Regions from separate parts of the Homo sapiens genome. Here region 2 is linked to region 1. Evidence: read pairs that join two places in POLR2A ChIA-PET (ENCODE). Cell type or tissue: A673. All regions are shown on one strand. Each heading gives the region's core, and the rest is flanking DNA. Links, peaks and the distances in the headings are about the cores only. Region 1 overlaps CREB1 (cAMP responsive element binding protein 1). Region 2 holds the start of LINC01857 (long intergenic non-protein coding RNA 1857).

Region 1 (4,538 bases), core at 285-4,284:
ATTTTTAAGTGGTCATTTAGGTCTTGTTTGTTTATGGAGTTGTTTTTTTGTTTGTTTCTTTGAGACGGAGTCTCACTCTTGTCACTCAGGCTGGAGTGCAGTGGCGCAATCTCAGCTTACTGCAGCCTCTGCCTCCCAGGTTCAAGCGATGCCCATGGCTCAGCCTTCCAAGTAGCTGGGACTACAGGCATGTGCCGCCACACCCCGCTAATTTTTGTGTTTATAGTAGAGAGGGGTTTCATCATGTTGGCCAGGCTGATCTTGGACTCCTGACCTCAGGTGATCTCCCTGCCTTGGCCCCCGAAAGTGCTGGGATTACAGGCGTGAGCCGCCACGCCTGGCCAGATTAAAATTTTAATATAAGGTAATTTCCAAGTAATTCTGTATATCTTTTCCAATGCTTAATATATACTAAAATGTTGGTTGCTGTGAGCTATTTCTTTAAAAAAGAAAAAAAAAAGGTAATCCAAAATAAATATGTGGAAATCATTTGCATAATTTTTCCCGTCCTCTTTTGCTTGTAGGGAAGCAGCTCGAGAGTGTCGTAGAAAGAAGAAAGAATATGTGAAATGTTTAGAAAACAGAGTGGCAGTGCTTGAAAATCAAAACAAGACATTGATTGAGGAGCTAAAAGCACTTAAGGACCTTTACTGCCACAAATCAGATTAATTTGGGATTTAAATTTTCACCTGTTAAGGTGGAAAATGGACTGGCTTGGCCACAACCTGAAAGACAAAATAAACATTTTATTTTCTAAACATTTCTTTTTTTCTATGCGCAAAACTGCCTGAAAGCAACTACAGAATTTCATTCATTTGTGCTTTTGCATTAAACTGTGAATGTTCCAACACCTGCCTCCACTTCTCCCCTCAAGAAATTTTCAACGCCAGGAATCATGAAGAGACTTCTGCTTTTCAACCCCCACCCTCCTCAAGAAGTAATAATTTGTTTACTTGTAAATTGATGGGAGAAATGAGGAAAAGAAAATCTTTTTAAAAATGATTTCAAGGTTTGTGCTGAGCTCCTTGATTGCCTTAGGGACAGAATTACCCCAGCCTCTTGAGCTGAAGTAATGTGTGGGCCGCATGCATAAAGTAAGTAAGGTGCAATGAAGAAGTGTTGATTGCCAAATTGACATGTTGTCACATTCTCATTGTGAATTATGTAAAGTTGTTAAGAGACATACCCTCTAAAAAAGAACTTTAGCATGGTATTGAAGGAATTAGAAATGAATTTGGAGTGCTTTTTATGTATGTTGTCTTCTTCAATACTGAAAATTTGTCCTTGGTTCTTAAAAGCATTCTGTACTAATACAGCTCTTCCATAGGGCAGTTGTTGCTTCTTAATTCAGTTCTGTATGTGTTCAACATTTTTGAATACATTAAAAGAAGTAACCAACTGAACGACAAAGCATGGTATTTGAATTTTAAATTAAAGCAAAGTAAATAAAAGTACAAAGCATATTTTAGTTAGTACTAAATTCTTAGTAAAATGCTGATCAGTAAACCAATCCCTTGAGTTATATAACAAGATTTTTAAATAAATGTTATTGTCCTCACCTTCAAAAATATTTATATTGTCACTCATTTACGTAAAAAGATATTTCTAATTTACTGTTGCCCATTGCACTTACATACCACCACCAAGAAAGCCTTCAAGATGTCAAATAAAGCAAAGTGATATATATTTGTTTATGAAATGTTACATGTAGAAAAATACTGATTTTAAATATTTTCCATATTAACAATTTAACAGAGAATCTCTAGTGAATTTTTTAAATGAAAGAAGTTGTAAGGATATAAAAAGTACAGTGTTAGATGTGCACAAGGAAAGTTATTTTCAGACATATTTGAATGACTGCTGTACTGCAATATTTGGATTGTCATTCTTACAAAACATTTTTTTGTTCTCTTGTAAAAAGAGTAGTTATTAGTTCTGCTTTAGCTTTCCAATATGCTGTATAGCCTTTGTCATTTTATAATTTTAATTCCTGATTAAAACAGTCTGTATTTGTGTATATCATACATTGTTTTCAATACCACTTTTAATTGTTACTCATTTTATTCACTAAGCTCGATAAATCTAACAGTTACTCTTAAAAAAAAAAAAAAAAGACTAAGGTGGATTTTAAAAATTGGAAACTGACATAATGTTAGGTTATAATTTCTCATTTGGAGCCGGGCGCAGTGGCTCACGCCTGTAATCCCAGCACTTTGGGAGGCCAAGGTGGGTGGATCACCTGTGGTCAAGAGTTCAAGACCAGCCTGGCCATCATGGTGAAACCCCATCTCTACTAAAAATACAAAAATTAGCCAGGCGTGGTGGCTGGCGCCTGTAATCCCAGCTACTCAGGAGGTTGAGGCAGCAGAATTGCTTGAACCCAGGAGGCAGAGGGTTGCAGTGAGCCGAGATAGCACCATTGCACTCCAGCCTGGGCGACTCCATCTCAAAAAATAAAAATAAAAAAAATGTCTCATTTGGGAAGGAAATTCCTTTTAAAAAAGAGTTGAGACACTTAGAAAACTAATGTTTTATATTTAGTCAAGAGTTATTTAAGAAAGTCAAGCTTGTTTAACAACAAAATATGAAGATTTAAGTGTTAATTGCTGGATCCATTTTAAAATAAGATTTTAATTAACATTTGTAAATGGTATATTTTCGTTTGTAACAAACCATTGTCTTTTTTCAAGGATGAACAGAGTTTATGAAGGAGCATCATTCTAAGAATTAAGTGATGTAGTCTTTATGTTTGGACAGTTCACCAGATTCTCAAGAAGGCTTTCAAACAACTATAAAGTTTGATGTTTGTCCTGCTGAGCTAATGGGGAAAGTTATAGCATAAAAATTGTGTAACCGCATAGATATGTCATTTTTAAAAACTGGTTTAACAGAAATCAAGCAAAGTCACAAATATGTTCACAAGTTGGAATTATTTATTGAGTCAAAATGTCGAATCGAACATTTTGAATGAAGTAAGTGTTATAAATGAAAAATTGCCTGATGTTTAGCAGTTTGTATTCTCTAAAGCTTTTTTTCAAAAGTTCAGGCTTTCTACTTACTGGGAAGTTGGTGGTCCTCTTAGTCCCTGATAAATCAAGGCAATCACATTCATGTGAGCTGGATGAATTTATAAGTTATAAAGACCTTATCCTTCATACCTTGAGGATGATTGCACTGGTTTTGAAGTCAGTTGCTTAATGATGAGGTGAGAAATGTATCCTGTTGCTAAATCTGTCTTAGACCCTTGGTGAAACTTGAAGATTTCAGTTTATAAAGATAAAATCAAGCATCTTTTGTGCAGTTTTCTTTTTTTAATGCAAGAATGGTGGGGAGGTTTGTTTGTAAGCATGAAACTTTGAGAATCTTTATTAAGAAAATGACATAATTTTTAAAAACCTTGTAGCCAAGAACATATGTGGCCACATTACCAGTAATAAATGTTTTTCTCTTTATATTGGCCAAAAGGGAATAAAAATGTCATCATAGGAATTTGTACATATGCTACTGATTTGCCTAGAAAATAGCAAGTTTGATATTGCTCACTTTGCAAATATAGGGCCATGTGGCACTTTTATCTATAGGACAGATTAATAAAAATGAAGTGGGGAGGGGTTTATTTTTGATATATTACTCTTATGAGTTTTCAAGCTTTGATAATGTTTAACTGAAAAGTGGCTTAGAAAGGGCTAGATCCAATGTGTTCATTATTAAATAATTGCTATCAGATACAATTTTAAGTTCATTCTTTTTCAAACTCAAGTACCATATTGGCAACCATAATATTGTCATAGGTGCTCTCTTCATTTAGATATTCTTGGGGGGGGTGGCATTTGTATAATATATGTGTACATATATATATATATATATATATATACATACAGTATATAATCTAAAGCTCTGAGAGCTCTTAAGTCAGGAATGCTGAGTATTATAGTATATTGAGGTCAGATGAAATTTTACATTTTTGTGTGTTCTGTTGCATTCCTTCTGGTAGTTTCTATGACTGCATTACTCCAGCACTCATGATTGATTTTATCTTCTAATTTTCTTCCAAGTATTTTATTTTTTATTAGTTTTCTTTGGCTTGATACTTTTAAATATGTTACTAGTCACTTGAAAGCCTCTCCCCCAAAAGTATTTGGTTTGTATGCTTTGTCTGTGGCAGCTATAACAGTGGTAAGAACATTTTGAAGATAGCTTTTTAAAGGAACCACTGATTTTTTCAAAAATCATCCTGGGGGAGGAATTTTGGCATTTCATTTGAGCAGGGATTTTGTCAGAAAATGTGTTTTGATGGTAGGTCAGCAGCAGTGCTAGTCTCTGAAAGCACAATACCAGTCAGGCAGCCTATCCCATCAGATGTCATCTGGCTGAAGTTTATCTCTGTCTCTCAGGATAAATCCCTGTAGGACAAATCCCTACTATCATTTCTACCTTTTGGGGTGACATGTGGAATCATACAAAGGCTTAGGAAGAAATACGTTTGTTTAAACCAGGATGCTTTACTTACTTGAAGTGACTTCAATCTAGATTTCTTT
Region 2 (4,262 bases), core at 1-4,000, 65 kb after region 1:
AGTCTCCATATTTGAGAAAAAACATAGTAATAAATGCTTTTTTTGTCCAAACACACTAACGTGTGACTTCTGGAGAGTGACTGAAATTCAGATACTGGAAGTCTACTATGGTTTGAAGGTTTGTGTTCCCTCTAAATCTCATGTTTTGAAACATAATCACCAATGTCACAGTGTTAAGAAGTGGGGCTGGCTGGGCAGAGTGGCTCATGCCGATAATCCCAGCACTTTGGGAGGCCGAGGCCGGCAGATCACAAGGTCAGGAGATGGAGACCATCCTGGCCAACATGGTGAAACCCCATCTCTACTAAAATACAAAAATTACCTGGGCATGGTGTCATGCACCTGTAGTCCTGGCTACTCGGGAGGCTGAGGCAGGAGAATCGCTTGAACCTGGGAGGCAGAGGTTGCAGTGAGCCAAGATGGTGTCACTGCACTCCAGCCTGGGTGACAAGAGTGAAACTCCATCTCAAAAAAAAAAAAAAAAAAAAAAGAAGAAGTGGGGCTTTCCAGAGGTGATTAAGTCATGAGAGTGGAGCCCTCGTGAGTGGCATTAGGCTTGACTGACTTACAAAAAATCTTAACCAACTGTGTTCAGCCCTTTTCCCTTTCTGCCCTCTGCCATGTGAGGTCACAGTGTTCCTCCCTCCTGAGGATGCAGTGTTCATGAAAGCAAACACTGGGCCCTCACCAGGCAACAAACCTGCTGGTGCCTTCATCTTGGACTTCCCAGCCTTCGGAACTGTAAGAAATAGATTTCTGGGGTTTTTAAAAATAAATTGCTCAGTCTGTGGTATTTTGTTATAGCAGCAGAAACAGACTAAGATGGGGGGTCAGATAGGATACTTTTTTTTTGAGACAGAGTCTCACTATGTCACCCAGGGTAGAGTACAGTGGGGTGATCTTGGCTCACTGCAACCTCCACCTCCCAGGTTCAAGCGATTCTCCTGCCTCAGCCTCCCAAGTATCTGAGATTACAGATGTGCACCACCATGCCCGGCTAATTTTTGTATTTTTAGTAGAGGTGGGGTTTCACCATGTTGGCCAGGCTGGTCTTGAACTCCTGACCTCAGGTGATCTATCCATCTCAGCCTCCCAGTGTGCCGGGATTGCAGGTGTGAGCCATTGCACTCGGCCTACTTTTTATTGAGAGACTAAGGGATACTATGCCTTCCACAGAATTCAAACTTTGACACTCAACAACAAAAGCAAAAAATTTTGTGTCTCATTCGCTTTTGAGATTATTTGTAAAATGTAGACATCACTGAATGCCAAATGCCAAGAATAAAATTTCTTCTAAATTCATCATGAGTGGCTTCTGGTAAAATAATATGGCCTGCCAAAATCGCCTTTAATATTACAATTCACAAATTATCAAATCTCTTGTTTTTGTCTTTTGATATTTCATTTACTGTTTCCAAGCTTTTAGATAAGTTATAATTCTTCTGAAGATATCATAACTGCTTGTTTCTGTTTTCACTACTTTGTTATGACTTGATTTATATGTTTAACTGTTAAATCTCAAGTTTTTGGGGGGCCAGGTGCTGTGGCTCACACCTGTAATTCCAGCACTTTGGGAGGCCGAGGTAGGTGGATCACCTGAGGTTAGAAGTTTGAGACCAGCCTGGCCAACATGGTGAAACCCTGTCTCTATTAAAAATATGAAAACTAGCCAGGCATGGTGACAATGCCTGTAATCCCAGCTACTTGGGAGGCTGAGGGAGGAGAATCACTTGAACCCAGGAGGCGGAGGTTGCAGTGAGCCGAGATCATGCCACTGCACCCCAACCTGGGCAACAGAGCAAAACTCCATCTCAAATTAATTAATTAATTAATTAATAAGAATAAGATTTGTTTGGCATAGTGTAAGTTAAATTGTTTTTGATATTGCTAGCATGAAAAAATAAATTTACAAGGGGTTTTACTTCTCTGCAAAGCAGATAATTTGCATGTTTTGTAAACTGCTTAGCATGGTATAATGTGAGATAATTTAAGCCAGAGGAAAAAGATTTTTCTCACTCCACCACTCCCTTGGAAAATATTTAAAATACGGTGGTCATATTTCTAATTTCCCTTTGAAGGTACTTTTGGATAGATTCCAGGAAAACGACCCTTTGTAAAACAGATGAATGTTTCATCTAAAAATTTGGTCTGCTTATAAAAAGTTAACTACCAAACATGTTTAAGTGTCCATGTTAGTTACTGTGGTACAAATTATATTCAGTAGAAGTTTCACGCTGAGAAAAACCAGGAAGTGCATAAGATGAATACATTCATGGTGATTATGCTCTTCAGGAGCTAGAAAGTAACTACTTAAGAAGATTATGCATGAGAGTAATTGCTGTTTAATGGAGAAAAACTGGGGAAAATAATTATAAGAGTAAAGAAGACCTTTCCTAACCATCTGTCATTTAAAAATCAGAAACGAAAAAAGGAAACATAGCATGTTTTTCGGAAAGACTTGGAAATGATGCCAAAAGGCAATACTCTGGTGGTGCACACACAAAAGCTCTCAGAAGAGTCTCAGATTACTATATAAAAACAGTCTAAACACCCAAGGTGTATTTACTATTACAGTTAGTCACCTTTATTTGACATTTCTGTGTAGCCAAGAGGAGGGAACAAACCCAACTGAGATATCCATCACTGGAACCAGGAAACACCAATAAGAAGACATTTTCTCCCACTAGAATTAAAAAAAAGGTGACTATAGGGAAAAACAGTCTTTTTTTTTTTTTTTTTTTTTTGAGATGGAGTTTTGCTCTCGTTGCCCAGGCTGGAGTGCAATGGCACGATCTCGGCTCACTGCAACCTCTGCCTCCCAGGTTCAAGCAATTCTCCTGTCTCAGCCTCCCCAGTAGCTGGGATTACAGGCATGCGCCACCACACCCGGCTAATTTTGCATTTTTAGTAGAGACAGGGTTTCTTCATGTTGGTCAGGCTGGTCTCGACCTCCCGATCTCAGGTGATCCGCTCGCCTCGGCCTCCCAAAGTGCTAGGATTACAGGTGTGAGCCACCGCAGCCAGCCGAAAAGCAGTCTTCTATTTATCACTTTGAATTTCCTATTTTGTTGAATGCATTGAAGAAATATTAGTAAGCTAATAAAGGACTATATTGTTACAGGCTTTATTCCCATAACATTTTATTGGTGGTCTCTTCTGCTGAAGCAGGTATTCTTAAGGCTATAGATAGGCTGGGCGCTGGGGCTCACACCTATAATCCCAGCACTGTGGGAGGCTGAGGTAGGTGGATCACTTGAGGTCAGGAGTTCAAGACAAGCCTGGCCAATATGGTGAAACCCCATCTCTACTAAAAATACAAAAATTAGTCAGGCAAGATGGTGCATGCCTATAATTCCAGCTACTCAGGAGACTGAGCCAGGAGAATTGCTTGAACCCAGGAGGTGGAGGTTGCAGTGAGTCGAGATTGCACCACTGCATTCCAGCCTGGGTGACAGAGCGAGACTCCATCTAAAAAAAAAAAAAAAAAAAAAAAAAAGAGGGGGCCTATAGATATTAGCCTCTGAAATGTGCCTATCAGAGTCTCCAATCCTGACTTGGAGGAGCTGATGATCTGGATGTGGAGGAAGAAGCAACACCATTAATTATTCAGTGTGACTGGTTTGCTGTTGTTTAATGATACAGGAATTAATAACCAGACAAGACAATAATACAAGAGATGTGAGGCAGTATGTGATTAAGGGTGCAGCTGGAAGTAATCTCTCTTCTCTAAATTTCTGCAACACTTTAGCTGTGTTCCTTATGACACTTTCCCCTTTCTCTCTCTTGCTACTGTTATTTCTTGTCTTTTTCTCCTGACAACAGCGAACTACTGCAGGGCAATTCTATGTCTGATTCGTCCTTGATTCCCCACACAGAGCCTAGCCTAGGCCTGCAGAGCACTGCTGCCAGGAATTATTTATTTCAATAAAATGAGGGACATAGGGGATAAGTTTTGGGTGTGAAGAGGGGGAGGGGAAGGGTGTTGCTTGCTGTGCAGATTCTCACTTTGGGCAAAACTAGATTCTTTTTTTTTTGAAACAGGGTCTTACTCTGTTGCCCAGCCTCCCGAGTAGCTGGGACGCACCACCATGCCCAGCTAATTTGTGTGCGTGCGTGTGTGTGTGTGTGTGTGTATTTTTTATAGAGACAATGTCTCACCATGTTGCCCAGGCTGGTCTCAAACTCCTGAGCTCAAGCAATCTGCCCACCTTGGCCTCCCAGAGTGCTAAGATTACAGGCCTGAGCCACTGAGCCCAGCCTTT

Evidence for each region. ChIA-PET counts read pairs that join two places held together with the same protein. Peaks named below come from ENCODE experiments on the same cell type or tissue, not always from the same donor. Only the 100,000 strongest peaks of a DNase experiment are listed, where the experiment ranks them.
Region 2: POLR2A ChIA-PET joins it to region 1 with 6 read pairs; 4 of 35 experiments call an interaction of 5 or more read pairs at or near these places.

The regions. Positions count from the first base shown.
Region 1 is chr2:207,596,390-207,600,927 of GRCh38, forward strand. CREB1 (cAMP responsive element binding protein 1) reads left to right here. Exons shown (of 8, transcript NM_004379.5): 8 at 525-4,538. The coding sequence ends at 669. It also overlaps a transcript of METTL21A not described here. Among named protein-coding and RNA genes, the nearest start is that of METTL21A, 27 kb to the right of the region's middle. In A673, for the core only: no CTCF peak of the experiment used is centred there; no DNase peak of the experiment used is centred there.
Region 2 is chr2:207,661,782-207,666,043 of GRCh38, forward strand. It overlaps LINC01857 (long intergenic non-protein coding RNA 1857), which reads left to right and starts at 603. Exons shown (of 4, transcript NR_135566.1): 1 at 603-741. In A673, for the core only: no CTCF peak of the experiment used is centred there; a DNase peak (open chromatin) is centred at 2,270.